2 separate regions of the Homo sapiens genome follow, and region 2 is linked to region 1. Evidence: chromatin contacts called from ENCODE Hi-C data. All regions are on one chromosome and are shown on one strand. Each heading gives the region's core, a stretch centred on a gene start or an enhancer-like site at or near the end of the contact. The rest is flanking DNA. Distances are from core to core; before and after follow the strand shown.

Region 1 (7,644 bases), core at 2,999-5,498:
TGAGCCTGTGATGCCTTCACAAGCTCTAAAGTGGGTTTCTTCAAAAAGGAAAAGTCAAACAATTAGAATGGAGAGTACAAAAAGTTAGATATTCGATGTGTGTGAAATGCAATTACAGATCAGAGGGTGAAGCAAATGGATTTCTTTCTGTATGTGATGGCTGATATCACGTTTTGTCAGATATGTAAGCTGAAAGGAAAGCATGCTACATAGTCATACCATAGAAATCAGTCATCAAATCATCAACAAAACTTTAAAACATGCAAACTTTGTTCTCGATGACAACTGGTATTCTAAACAAAACAAACCCTTACTAGAATGAAATACGGCCTAAAATTAGTTGCAGTGAGTCCAACTCAATACATAAGTAAAAGCGATGAAGAATAAAAACAAAGAGGAAGAACAAGGAAGAAAAGCCACTTGAATACAAAGTGATTCCATTTTTTTCTCAACACCCACACAAAGACAGCAGTTTCTGACAAGAATGTTCTCGGCAAAAAATAAAATTACAGAAAGGCTTTTTTTTTTTTTTTCCAATGAGAAAAAGGCAGCTCTATATGCAGATTAGTAGGCCCCAATTATTTTTTAAGGCCCAAATTTACAGCCCTCATATTTCAAAATTATCTAAATAACATTTTTTTATTGGAAAGAAAATATGACTGGAAATAATGTTCTTGTTTGGAATGCTTATTTCATGTTGTGCTTGAAAATAAAACCAAAAGTGGTAGCTTACCTTGGCACTGGAAGCCTTGTTTCCCAAACCCCCTGAAAAACAAAAACAAGAACAAAATATCTTAACATATTTTCTGTTGGATAGCATATTTTAAACAAGTTATGTGACCAAGTACTCTACCACTAAAGGTTTGTATGTGAAACCCAATGATTTAATAGAAAAAAACATACCTAAATATCTAGTCAGATTACTGTGTAAATTCAACCTTGGGGGGAAAAAAATCTTGCCTATAAAGGATCACTGAACTATTTCGATGTATCAACCTTTTTTCCAATTTTTTATACTATGTTATCAATACTAAAATTTCAAGACAAGAACATGACTGTATATTCAAACTTGTTGGCTACAACACAATATTCAAGTAACAAAACAGTTTATGGTTAAAATTGTAAAAGGAAGTTGCTTATTTTGTTCCTGAAGACCAAATGAAAATTGTTTTTATCTCCCTAAAGATAACAAAGTGGCTTCTTTTTGTTTAAAATATCACATGTCTAGAAACTGCCAAACGGCATCACTTTTAACATTTAATGTTGGCTTAAGAAACCAGATCTTAGAAAATATAATTCCTATTGTTTGCATTTGAGATGACCACGATCTAATTTCTACTGAGAACCAATAGCATTCAAAGCACATAGGGAGGCTATTTTGTTCTTGTACATGACTTTAGAGAATTTACTCTGTAAGCAGAGAACCCTGACGTGGACGTTCAATTGCAGGTATTGTTCTACCAGAATGAACTGCATTAAAATTTCTTCGGAAGGTTGAGAGTCATAATCTCTTGCTTCACATAGAATGTTTCATGTACAAAGTATTTCACATACTTTTAAAATTAACTTAGAGTCATCCCCCCTACTAAAAACCATATCTAACTCTAAACATTTCGCTTAAAAATATCAGTGATTTAATATTGAAATAAACGTGTAAATCAAGGACCCCGTAGAAGCAATAATGAAAGCAAACTGAAAAAGACAATCCCCGTGGATGGTTTCCTGGGACTTCCAATTGGTTGGTTTACAATTAAATGCAGAGTGCTGCAGGGATCCTCAGGGGGGCATTTTCCACTTCACAATACTGGTGGTGACCTGAGCGCCTCTTCAGCTCACCAGGGGCTGATCCTTCAAGGGCAACTGATAGTGGAAAGACAATAGCTAGCCTCAGTATGCTGCAAGTCCCTTTCTAACTCTCCTACTTCCTGCAAAAGTCACCAGCAGTCTGTTCCCTTTTAATGGACTCTCACAGCTGACCTCCTCTTAACCAAATGCAATATTCTCTTTGCCCTGATGCTCCGAAATTTTTATTTTAAATAGCCTTATCTACGACTACCTACTCCTTTGAGCACAGTCGCTTCATATGCCGACTAGACAGTGGAAATCACTCATAGAGGTGGCTGTGCTTTTCATAAAAGTGTACTTGGGAGCAGATGTCTAAAAAGGAAAGGAAAAATTAAACACCTTATTCGCACCACGATCATGGGACCTGCCCTTTGGGATGTTTTTCCCCAGGTGTGATGGATTCCGACAGAGCCATCCATACTATGCTCACCCTAGTGGCCCAAGATACCTGTGCCACACAGCTGGCTGGTGGCAGGATTCACTCCGTGACTGCCACCCTGTGCAGCTCCCCCTGGCCTAGAAGGAGAGGGAGCTAAGAAGCCCTAGCCATAGCTCTGTCTTGCCCGGAACTTCCTACACCACAAAGAAGAGGTAGAAGAGTCAGGACGTCGGGCAACTTAAAAGAAAAACCAAACTACTGCTGCTCTAACTAGAGGACCTAGAGCTCCTTTAGTTCCAGCTTTCAAAACTTTTGTGTGGTGACGGGGATCTGGGAAGAAGGGTCACACACCTTTTGAGGATCAGATGAAAGCTGTAATTCTCTCACCAGGAAAAAGATTCACAAACACAATTTCCCTCAGTTTTACAGGGTTCAGAGACCCCTGAAGCCCTTCTATGTATCGATTCTCCATAAGCCCCCAGGGACCCTCCGAGTTAAGAATGCCTGAATTCATTGGCGATTACCTGATCTCTGACCTCTGGCCCTTATATTATTTTTCTTAAATAAGGCCTCTGCCCTCATCAACAGGGTTACAGGTCTAATCTCGAGTTGACAGGGTCTGTTTCATTTTTTTTGAGACGGAATCTCGCTCTGTCTCACCCAGGCTGGAGTGCAGTGGCCCGATCTCGGCTCACTGCAGCCTCCGCCTCCCGGGTTCAAGCGAGTCTCCCGTCTCAGCCTCCCGAGTAGCTGGGATTACAGGCGTGTGCCACCACGCCCGGCTAATTTTGTATTTTTAGTAGACGGGGTTTCACCATGTTTGCCAGGCTGGTCTCGAACTACTGACCTTAGGTGATCCGCCTGCCTCGGCCTCCCAAAGTGCTGGGATTACAGGCGTGAGCCACCGCGCCTGGCCGACAGGGTCTATTTTAAATGAGTCCCTCTGCCCTTGTGCCATTTGCCTGCTAGAACTCCCCCTCCCCCACTGCAAGCTTTCAACAGTTTGCTCTCTCTCTCTCTGCTCACTCAGAAAAGTCAGTCTCTCCGTGCCCAGTAGATGCAGCCTACAGTAGGCAGGGGCCCAAGATGCCAGCGCAGTCCAGCCCGATGGGAAGCACAAACACAACCCCCCCACCCCGAACGCGCCCAGCCTGGCTCGCCAGCAACTTGGACCGCGCGCAGTGCAATCGCCGCCGCTCCCCCGTTACTCCGGGGCGCGTTTCTCCGGGAACCTTTGCCCCCTTAGGGCCTCTCCTCCTCCCCTGTCCCCTGGGCTCACACCCCGGCAAGCGGCCGCTCCGCTGGGTGCGTGCGGGTGGGCGCGCCCGGGGAGGTGAGGGGCCCGGCCCGGAGAGGGATCCCCTTCGCCACCGTACGGGGCCAGCCTCCCTCTCGCGCCAGGGGGTGTGTGTGGCGGGACGGCGACGTCCCGGGAGTCCTGCCCGCCGGTGTCAGGGCCGGGCGCGCGTGTCACTCCGGGCGAAGAGTTCGGACTCCCGCCGGTTCCAAGTTATCGGAGTGAGCCAGCCCCGGGGCGGACGCGCCGGAGCGCCGGGTGCCGGGACCCGGAGGCGGGGAGGAGCGGGGCAGGAGTGCCCGGCCCGGCACCTACCAGATGAAGTCGGTGCAGTGGCTGCAGAAGGTGGGCTGCTTGAAGAAGCGCGCGATGAATTTGTGGTCCTTCACCTCGTGCACGTTCTTCTGCCTCAGCGCCCCTTTGCGGGCGAAGCGGTTGGCCACGTCCTGAGACGCCGTGGAGTCGTTGCCCGGGAAAACGTCAGCCATGGTCCCCCCCAACCACCTCTTGCCTCCGCCGGGGAGCTGCGGCCGCGGAGGGCCGGGTGGGCGGGGGCGGCGGGGGAGAGGTGCGGGCTCGGGGCGACCCCGGGCGCGGGGCGCGGGCCGGTGGCCGAGGTCGCGGCGAGGGGGCGCGGCGGGGGCCGGGGAGAGTCGGGCTGGTGCTGCGCGGAGCGGGAGCGGGAGCCGGAGCCGCTGGCTCGCCCGCTGGCCCCAGGCTCACTGACAGCCCGGTGCCCGGCGCTCGCGCTTCCTACTCGCGGCGGCAGAGGCGGCCCGGAGCGGCACCGCCCACCGCGCATGCCCCGAGCGCGAGGCCGCGAGGACGAGCGGCGGGGGCGCGCGGGCCGGGCGCGCGCGGGGGTGCGGCGAGGGTGCGGCGGCGGCGGCGCTGAGCGGACCGGACCGAGTGCGGAGGAGGCAGCGAGTGCCTTGCGGTGCTGGGAACACTGGGCAAGGGGAGGCGGCGGCGGCGGCGGCGGCGGCGGCGGCGGCGGCGGCGGCGGCCGGGGGAGGGCCGGCCCGAGTGGGGATGCGGGGGAGGAGGCCGGGAGTGGCGGGTCCGCGCTCCTCCGCCGCCTTTTTCTTTCCTCCCCTTCCTGCGCCCGGCTCTCCTCCCTCTCGCCCTCCTCCGCCTCAGTTCTCCTCCTCTTCTTCCGCTCTTGCCGCCCGGCCTCCTCCTCTCCCGGTCTTCCTTCTCCCACTCCCGCTCTCTCTCTTGTCGACGGGCTCGGAGTCCTGCGCCACCCGTGCCGGGCCGAGAGGAGCCCGCGTCCGGGAGTGGGCTCCACGCGCAGCCCCTGCCCCGGAGCCTCCCGCCCGGTGCTCACCTCCTAACCCCTCAGCACCCGCAGCAGGGAGCCCCTTCCCCATCCTCAGGACCCCCGGTGTCTCCAGGGCACGACGCCCGTGTTTTAGCTGCCTGTACCAGCTTGAGGTTTCACCTGGCCAAAATGTCACTTTCATCACGTGTGCACTAAAAGACCTAGCCCCTAGACCTTCCTACAGGAGGAAGAGAGCGATTTTTAAATAATTAAGCATTGACCCTTTCCCCTACCTTCTCTTCTTGACCTATACCTTATTTCACCTGCGTGTGGTAGAGACTTTTAATTTGTACGTCGGGCATTTATCACCACGTGGGATGGTTAAAGGACTTGTCTTAGGTATTTATCCCGTTATTCAATGGCCACCAGAGCGACGATGTTGATTATCAGGCTTTCTTGATTTTACAAGTCCAGGACCTTAATTTAGAAATCATTTTGCATCCCAAGCTAATTACTGCAATACTGTCAGGTGCAGAGTGCAGCCAGTACGTTTGTAACTTACCAAGTAAAACTGCCTGTGAAAGAGTAGCGGGCATGGCTATGCAAAGGACGCAGGTGGGGATGCACCAGCTAATCACTCGCTGAATATTTATCAGGTCTGCCTGGAGGCCGCTAAAATACATAAGGGAAATAATCATTTCTCAGCGTTTCATTGGTGTTTTGTTTTATTTGCCAGATTCACGAAATCCCCAAAACGACTTTACGAGCTAAAGAGACCAAGAAAGAGAACACGTTTGATCCTTCAATAAATTTATGTTGAAAAAAAAAACTTTTCTAAAATACTTTCTTAGAGCATGTAACATAGGCCAAGTAGAGCTAATATTGTTTTCTTTGAGATTGCCTAATTGTGATGCTTGATGATAGGAATGTCCTTTATATTTTTAACAAATGGAAGCTCTCCTGACTGGCCGTCAGTGGTGCATGCACTTGACTGATCCATTTACAATCTCTTGAGCCAGTCTTGGTGCTTCAAGAGCCTGCACCTGCCTGGTATTCTAGCTGGTCAGAAATTTCGCCACTCATGGTCGCCCCTCGGGTCCAAGGAGTCAAAAAGGGAAGAAGCAAAGAGGAATGAAGAGCAGGGCATGTTGGGGAAATAGTCCCAATTCTCCATGAAACACTAGAAGCATCTCAAGCCATGGTGGTTTATTGCTTGAAAGCAGAAATCAAATGGAACATAGTGGAATGAAATAATTTCTTTTCTCATAGTCGTCTTTTATCTAAGACGGAGATCCTGGCACATTTTACAAAGACAAGCTTATTTCTATGTCCCTGAGGCTTTCATAGGAGGATGGAGAGAGCTGGAGGGTGAAGTTGCTGATAATGGAATCCTGAGTAAAGTCATAGGAAAGACAAGAACAGAATGAGCCCTGGCAGCAGCCTGCGAATCTCCTGTGTACTCCATGGAGTGACTGTCTTAGCTGTCAGTAGATCAGATGGAACAATGTGTCTGTTTTCTTTTAGGTTGTGGCTTTGCATTCTTGCCTCAGTTGTTAGTGTTGTTCCTGGTGGGTACGAGGAGGAATGATTGACTGGAAGTCAACTGATTCATGGTTGGGCTGGGCATGAAAGCATCAATAGCCCACATCTTAGCTCAGTTGGGGAGAGGGGACTGTGCACCCAGAGTGGGGATTTATCAATTACCAAGCAGTGTAACACTGTCCCTAGCAAGGACTGATGGAAATGTGGGCCAGCATCTACTCCTGCAGCCTACCTGAAGTCCCCATGGTATAACTAAAATGGAGGAGATTAAGGACGGGAGAACCCCCTGGGTTGGGGGTAGTCAGTCAGTCATGAGGGCATGAGTAAATTTTATTTTCGAGTCTGCTATTTCATGGGGAAGGTGCGGGAAAAGAACAGGGAATGTCAGACTGAACGCAGAGTTTTTCAGAATCCGCTTCTGTCCTCTGCCTTTGAGGAGTAAGCTCAACACTGTTTGGAGAGGTGTCACCTAGACCAGGGGGACCCAGAGGCTGGAGGCTGGGATCAAAGTCAGACCACCAAACAGATGACTCAGAATCCCAATGGTTTGAAGCCAGCGGTCTTTCAGATACAATTTACAGCTTGCTGCTCTATGCAGCTAACTGGACTGTTTTCAAATGAACCAGGACATTTTCAAATTGGGCAATAGGAATTGCATAAGTATCGAAAAAGCATCATTCTGAGATTTATGGTAACCAAGATGACTTAAGGCTTATATTTTATTCTATGCACCATATTCAAGGTTTAGGAGAGGCAAGGCAACTGCCGAAATGCGTAAGCAGGCAGCAGTCAGATTCACTGTAACTGGCAGATCTCTAAACAGGTAGAGGTGAGGATCTACCTGAGTAGCAGAACACTAGAGTCAGGGGCCATTTTGGGGTAAGTTTAAGGAGCAGGGTAGTACTGTATAGGAGTGGATGAGTCAGATGCCCCAGTCAGAGGTTAGTTCCAAGGCTTCCAGGTCTGGTCCTGCAGGTTGCTCATAGCACAGGAGCTCCCAGTCAAGAGACTAAGTAGGGGCTAAAACTCAACTCGCATACTCCTTGCCAAGTGTACCTTTGGGCCTCTGTCTTCCCAGAAAAGCCACCATTTTTAAATTCACACCAAGGTACCACATGGGTTAATGAAGGCCCTGGTTGGTTGTGATTACAGTTGATTGATTCCAGTTGGTTGTGTCTCCACTGAAAGAGCTTCTGTGGGCAGCCTCCCTGGAGTTTGAGGCTTGGGGACTTTGCTTCTAAGCAAGCCTTCTTCTAGGATCTCTTTCTGTCTCCTGTATCTCACAGCATCACTAGTCCCTCAATGGCTCAAGTTGAA
Region 2 (7,644 bases), core at 4,455-6,954, 1.7 Mb before region 1:
CGAGACCATCCTGGCTAACACGGTGAAACCCCGTCTCTTCCAAAAATACAAAAAATTAGCCTGGCGTGGTGGCGGGCGCCTGTAGTCCCAGCTACTCTGGAGGCTGAGGCAGGAGAATGGCATGAACCCGGGAGGCCCAGCTTGCGGTGAGCTGAGACCGCGCCATTGCACTCCAGCCTGGGCGACAGAGCGAGACTCTATCTCAAAAAAAAAAAAAAAAAAAGTTCAGGCGCGGTGGCTCACGCCTGTGATCCCAGCACTTTGGGAGGCCGAGGCGGGCAGATCACGAGGTCAGGACATCAAGACCATCCTGGCTAACACGGTGAAACCCCGTCTCTACTAAAAAAATACAAAATAAATTAGCCGGGCGTGGTGGCGGGCACCTGTAATCCCAGCTAGTCGGGAGGCTGAGGCAGGAGAATGGCGTGAACCCGGGAGGCGGAGCTTGCAGTGAGCCGAGATCGCGCCACTGCACTCCAGCCTGAGCGACAGAGCGAGACTCCGTCTCAAAAAAAAAAAAAAGAAAAAGAGCTTAGTAGTTTTTCTAGACACCTACTAAAACCAGTCAGAAAATATAAAAGAAAAAATATGCTATCCACATTACATCAAAAATATAAAATACCCAGGAATTAAATCTAAGAAGAAATGTTTAGAGCTTAGACGAAGAAAATGATAATACCCTAGCCGGGCACGGTGGCTCACGCCTGTAATACCAGCATTTTGGGAGGCCAAGGCGGGGGGATCACTTTAGGCCAGGAATTTGAGAGCAGCCTGTCCAACATGTCGAAACCGGGTCTCTACTAAAAATATACAAATTAGCCAGGCATGGTGGTGTGTGCCTATGATCCCAGCTACTCAGGAGGCTGAGACAGGAGAGTCGATTGAACCTGGGAGGTGGAGGTTGCAGTGAGCCAAGGTTGCAGTGAGCCAAGATCGCACTACTGTACTCCAGCCTGGGCTACAGAGCCAGACTCCATCTCAAAAAAATTAAAAAAATAAAAAAATATACTGTCTATGTTAAAGATGATAGCTCAGATTTCAGATTTAGGAAGGGATGGATTTATCTGTCAATTGGATTAGACAACTTTCTGTTACTCAAGAAAAAATTAAAATTAGATTCTTACATCAGACTACAATACCAAAATAAATTCCAGATGGAATCAAGATTTAACTATAAGCATTATAAAAATATACGGAGATTTTATATATATATATATATATATATATATATATATGCGCGTGTGTGTATATATATGTGTGTGTGTGTGTGTGTATATATATATATATATATATATATATATATATATATATATATATATATATATAATTTTGATTTCAAGAAAGTCTTTCTCGGCCAGGCGCAGTGGCTCACACCTGTAATCCCAGCACTTTGGGAGGCTAAGTAGGGTGGATCACAAGGTCAGGAGTTCAAGATCAGCCTGGCCAACATGGTGAAATCCCGTCTCTACTAAAAATACAAAATTAGCCGGGCGTGGTGGAGCATGCCTGTAATCCCAGCTACTGGGGAGGCTGAGGCAGGAGAATTGCTTGAACCCAGGAGGCAGAGGTTGCAGTCAGCCAAGATGGCGCCATTGCATCCAGCCTGGGCAACAAGAGCGAAAATCCGCCTCAAAAAAAAAAATTTTTGATGGATTTTATGATACATAATTTTAAAGTTCTATGGCAAAAATCACTAAAAGGTTTTAACAAACAAAATTTTGACAGGAAATATTTGGAACATATATAGACAAACCATATGAACAGGCAATTAACAAAAGAAGAAATGCAAATGGCCAATAAATCTATGAAAAAAATGTAAAATTTCACCTGCCATTAAAGAAATGTGCATTAAAACGAAGATAATTTTTTTTTTTTTTTTTTTTCTGAGACGGAGTCTCGCTCTGTCACCCAGGCTGGAGTGCAGTGGCATGATCTCGGCCCACTGCAACCTCTGCCTCCCGGGTTCAAGTGAGTCTCCTGCCTCAGCCTCTTGAATAGCTGGGATTACAGGTGCATACCACCACACCCAACTAATTTTTGTATTTTCAGTAAGAGATGGGGTTTCACCATGTTGGCCAGGCTGGTCTTGGACTCCTGACCTCAAATGATCTGCCTTCCTCAGCCTCCCAAAGTATTGGGATTACAGGAGTGAGCCACTGCACCTGGCCCCCACCCCCATCTCTATTAAAATAAGAGAAAAGAAACATAAAATAACGAACCAACAAAATAATAATACAACTCATTGTAAGTAAAATGCTATCCTGAGTTCTGTGAGTCACTCTAGAGAATTCAAGTTCTCTAGAATTACCACCTCAGCTGGCTATTTTATTTTTATTTTTATTTTGTAGAGACAGTTTCACCATGTTGCCCAGGCTGGTCTTGAATTCCTAAACTCAAGTGATCCGCCCGCCTCAACCTTCCAAAGTGCCAGGATTACATGTGTGAGCCACTGCGCCTGGACTTCAAATTCTTTATTATACAACACAGAGTAGATGCTCAATAAATATCTGCTAAGCAGAAACACACACTCAAAATACCAGAAATTATCAAGGAAGGGAATGCCAGTTGGTCTCTTGGGTTCTTCCTCCTGACAGGTATACACACCTATTGCAGAGACAAACACTTAGGCTGTCAGAAACCAATACTGTTAAACATTCCAATCAGGTGACAAACTCCCCAGGCTCTGGTTTATATTACCAAGCACCCTGAGGATAACTTGGCTTCCTCTGTGGCTTGTTTATAGAAAGAGAATGCTACCCAGGCTGACATGAGTTTGCATTTCTGATTTGATTTCTCATTGTAAATTAATAAACTGGCATTCTGGCTACATAGATCAGTCTCTTTGAACTCTTTGTACCTTCCACCATTAGTGTGGTTTCTTTTTTTTCTTCTTCTTCTTTTTTGAGACGAAGTCTCGCTCTTGTCCCCTAGGCTGGAGTGCGATGGTGCGATCTCGGCTCACTGCAACCTCCGCCTCCCGGGTTCAAGCGATTCTCCTGCCTCAGCCTACCAAGTAGCTGGGATTACAGGCACCTGCCACCATGCCTGGCTATTTTTGTATTTTTAGTAGAGACAGGGTTTCACCATGTTGGTCAGGCTGGTCTCAAACTCCTGACCTCAGGTGATCCGCCCACCTCAGCCTCCCAAAGGGCTGAGATTACAGGCGTGAGCCACCGCGCCTGGCCCATTAGTGTGATTTCTAAGGCTCAAGCCAGACACTGCCCAAGACCCAGGACTGGACTCTGGCAGGTTCTTCCAGCTGGTGCCACCCCAGGAGCCTCTGGGAGCCCCTGGGAGCCATCCAGCCTGCTCCCTGCCTCTACATTTCAGGGTGTGGGTTTCAGGGCATTCACAACATTCCTGCAACAGAAGAGTTTCGGGAACACCCCCAATAGGTTCTGGGTGATTTGAATGTAATGGTAAGAAGGTATGTTAGAGATGTGGTTGTAACTGAGAAATCTTAAGCCTAGTGAATTTTATTCCACTTGACTTAAAGAAAGAGCACGTGAAAGAAGGGGATCTGAGGACATCTATAAACAGGGCCCCAAGGGCATGAATTTACTAGTGTTTATCTGGTCTTGTCTAGGGTCTGGAGACCCTGACTCTGGTATACCCAAGCTTTGCAGGGGCTGTAGAGGTTTACTCTTTTGGATGGAGAATATAATTCACTCCTCTAACACCTGAATGAGGGAAGATTAGCTCATCTCCTTAGCTGCAATTTGATTTAATGCTCAACAGGCAAATTTCTTTTCTTTTTTTTCTTTTTCTTTTTCTTTTTTTTTTTTTTTTTTTGAGACAGAGTCCTGTGCTGTTGCCCAGGCTGGAGTGTAGTGGCGCAGTCTTGGCTCACTGCAACTTCTGCCTCCTGGGTTCAAGCGATTCTCCTCCCTCAGCCTCCCAAGTAGCTGGGATTACAGGTGCCCGCCACCATGACTCGCTAATTTTTGTATTTTTAGTAGATATGGGGTTTTACTATGTTGGCCAGGCTGGTCTCGAACTCCTGACCTCGTGATCTGCCCACCTTGGCCTCCCAGAGTGTTGGGATTACAGGTTGAGCCACCGCACCCAGCCAGCAAATTTATTTTCTTTGATTTAATGCTCAACAGGCAAACTTCTTTCCTCCTCCTCCTCCTCTTCCTCCTCTCCTTCTTTTTTTTTTTTTTTTTTTTTTTTGAGACAGAGTCTCACTCTGTCACCCAGGCTGGAGGGCAGGGCAGTGGCGCCACACTGCAAGCTCCGCCTCCCAGGTTCACGCCAGTCTCCTGCCTCAGCCTCCTGAGTAGCTGGGACTACAGGCGCCCGCCACCACGCCCGGCTAATTTTTTGTATTTTCAGTAGAGACGGGGTTTCACTGTGTCAGCCAGGATGGTCTGGATCTCCTGGCCTCGTGATCGACCCACCTTGTCCTCCCAAAGTGCTGGGATTACAGGCGTGAGCCACCACACCTGGCCCTGCTCTCCTTCTTCTTCTTCTTCGTTCTCCTCCTCCTCCTCTTTTTTTTTTTCTTTTTGAGACAAAAGTCTCACTCTATCACCCAGGCTGGAGTGCAATGGCATAGTCTCAGCTCACTGCAACCTTTGCCTCCCAGGTTCAAGCGATTCTCCTGCCTCAGCCTCCTGAGTAGCTGGGACTACAGGTGTGTGCCACCACACCCTGCTAACTTTTTTGTAATTTTAGTAGAGACAGGGTTGCACTAATTTGGCCAGGCTGGTCTTGAACTCCTGACCTCGTGATCCGCCTGCCTTGGCCTCCCAAAATGCTGGGATTACAGGCGTGAGCCACTGTGCCTGGCTCCTCCTCTTTCTTTTCTTTCTTCTTCTTCTTCTTCTTCTTTTTTTTTTTTTTTTTTTTTTGAGACAGGGCCTCTCTCTGTCACCCAGGCTGGAGTGCAGTGGCACAATCTCGGCTCACTGCAACCTCCACCTCCTAGGCTCAAGTGATCCTCCCACCTCAGCCTCCCAAGTGGCTGGGACCACAGATGCGAGCCACCATGCCTGGCTAATTTTTGTATTTTTTGTAGAGACAGGTTCTCTCCATGTTGCTCAGGCTGGTCTTGAACTCCTGAGCTCAAGAGATCCTCCTGTCTCGGGCTCCCAAAGTACTGGGATTACAGGCATGAACCACCCTGCCTGGCCTCAACAGGCAACATTCTGATTAATAATTAGACCTCTGGGCCCGGCGTGGTGGCTCATGCTGTAATCCCAGCACTTTGGGAGGCCAAGGTGGGTGGATCACTTGAGGTCAGGAGTTTGAGACCAGCCTGGCCAACACGGTGAAATCCCGTCTCTGCTAAAAATACAAAAATTAGCCTCGCATGGTGGCATATGCCTGTAATCCCAGCTACTTGAGAGGCTGAGGCACGAGAATCGCTTTAGTCCGGGAGGCAGAGGTTACAATGAGCTGTGATATATAATGAAACAGTTTTACTAAGGAAGCAGTGACTTGGTTTCTCTAGAAATTGCCTAACACACACATTCCAGGATACATTCTCTGTCATCTGGAATCTCCCTTCCACAAACCCACGCTGTCTTAAGCACTATTTTCCTATTTGTTGTTGACCTAATCTAGAAAAAAGCTCCCGTCACTCGTTCTCCCCCACCCAGTCCCTCAGTCCCGAAACACGCTTATTCTCTGCACTTGTCACCCCACCCTTTGCTGCCCCCACCCCAGCGCGCAAACGCACACAGGTTTAAAGTTTAGGCTGTGATGCTCTCCTCGCCCGCAGATCACAGGACAGACATTCCCGGGGACAACTTTGCAAGGCCATGTGCTCGTCCTCCTTAGGAAGGAAGAGGGAGAAATCCCTGCGGCTCGGTTTTGTTCCAATGGTCTGCTCAGCGAGTGATTCCCGTTTCCCCAAAGGCTGCCCCTCATTAGCATGAACGGGGGTGGGGGTGTGGAGAAGGGGTTGGGGGAGAGAAAGCAAGCAAAAGACCAGGCTCACTTTTAGAGCCTGGGAACCCTGTCTGCAAAAATGACAGCTAGAGCTTTCTGGCTCCTCTGTTTGATCGTCGGATCATCCCCCGAAGCACCGGTGGCGGAGAGAAAAAGTAAGATTGGTGTAGTGCGGGGCCCTGGGAGCGGAGCGGGGATCTGTGGGGGGGAGCTGGGAAGGAGGCTCAGTGAAACGTGGGACGAGGAGGGGGGTCAGAGCTCGCAAGAGAGGACACCCCGGGTCTGCGTTCGTCTTATAAAGGAGCAAAGTGTGTCCCCAAGGTTTCGTGTCTCTTGGCAGCCTTTTCGGAAAGAAGCCAATTTAGCTACTGAAATGATCCCGAGCAAGCCGGGCAGGCTGGGGAAAACTTTGCATGTTAAGTAGTTGCTCCATCACGGAGGAGGGAAAGTGTCAAAAGGGGTCGTGGCGCGCCTTTCGGGAGCCGTGCCCGGGCCGGGCTCGCAGGACGCCGCGGGGTCCGCCCCCCTCGACTGGGTGAGCAGGGGCTGCGGGGGGCGCTGTGGAGGGCTGGGGGGAAGCGGGGCCGAAATCCGGCAGCCCCGGGCACTTTGCTCTCCCCGCAGCCCCAGCGCACAACCTTGGGACACCTGAGCCGGGGTTTAACTAACACGCACACACTCTTATACTTCATGCACGAAATGAAATTAAGTTACTCAGCCCGTGAAGAAATGAGGGGTTCTCTGGGGGATCGTGTTTTTGTTTTGCTTTTATTTGGATGTTCTGTCGGCTTCGCTATCTCTGGGAAAAACAGTTTCCGTACCTCACAGGGCAATTTACTCTGGGTTATTTTTCCACATGGAAATTGAATGACTTCAGTGGCATTTAACCCAAATATCAGACAATCTTTCCCATGACAACAGATGGTTATATCAATGGGGAAGCAGTTGTGAGGTCAACAGTTGACAGTCAGGAATTGGATATCCACCAGAACTTTATTCAGCTGTGCATGGCACAACCGTTTAACAACATAATGAGTCAGAATCAACCTCTTTGCAAAAACATGAACTCTAACCAGCTATTATTGCTGGGTGAAAGCTGATTTTAAAGCAGATTATCGATTTGGCAAGACTGATCAACTTTAAATGAAGTGTTGCCAGAGCTGCAAATGGGCAGATCCATCTCTTTAATGCAAGGGGAGAGAAAAATAAAGGCTAGTTCTTGCCTGTTTGGAGGGCACTGGGACCCAGGCAAGCAAGGAGGTGAAATTGTGTAACTGGTATGGAAAGGTGCCCAGCTCCCAAGCTGGCTGAGGTTTACTCACCAACCTGTCTGCAGAACTAGGGAAAATCATTAATAATTTTAAAAATTTGTTTTCATGCCATACCATTTAGGAGTCTTTCCTCCATCATCTAATGGGGAAAAAAATGTAAGCGACGTGTGCTTTTATACTTAACCAGGGGCCTCTCTGCCTCCCAGCCAAGCTTTTAAAACCTTCCTTAGCTGTGGTTTACCAGTAAGTGGTGTCCAAGAAGCCAGATAAAAATCCACTTACAAATGCTCGATTCTGCAGAGACCGGGATGACAGTGTAAACATGGATGGGAAAACCAAATAGTTCTGTTGTCAGGGGCGCTTAAAGAATTAGGAGAACCTGTAATATGAGACCTTTCCCCCTGGGGTTTGCTCTTGGTACTTTCTCAACAAACTGTAAATAGCAAAGAGGCGGATGTTTATATATGTTTTATATATA

What was found. Hi-C counts contacts between places; a loop is a spot of excess contacts on that map. Pooled maps may share reads with other maps.
Region 2: a loop to region 1 is called in a map of gastrocnemius medialis, with 12 times the contacts of the local background. The contact joins the promoter of C17orf58 here to the promoter of PRKCA in region 1. A Hi-C loop is called at or near these places in 2 of 168 maps with a recorded cell type or tissue (CD14-positive monocyte and gastrocnemius medialis) and 11 of 50 pooled maps.

Annotation. Positions count from the first base shown.
Region 1 is chr17:66,299,217-66,306,860 of GRCh38, reverse strand. PRKCA (protein kinase C alpha) reads right to left here and starts at 4,248. Exons shown (of 17, transcript NM_002737.3): 1 at 3,837-4,248; 2 at 734-765. The coding sequence starts at 4,009. RefSeq lists an enhancer at 2,953-3,454.
Region 2 is chr17:67,994,529-68,002,172 of GRCh38, reverse strand. It overlaps C17orf58 (chromosome 17 open reading frame 58), which reads left to right and starts at 5,704. Exons shown (of 4, transcript NM_001382359.1): 1 at 5,704-6,050. The coding sequence starts at 5,975. RefSeq lists a silencer at 6,385-6,474.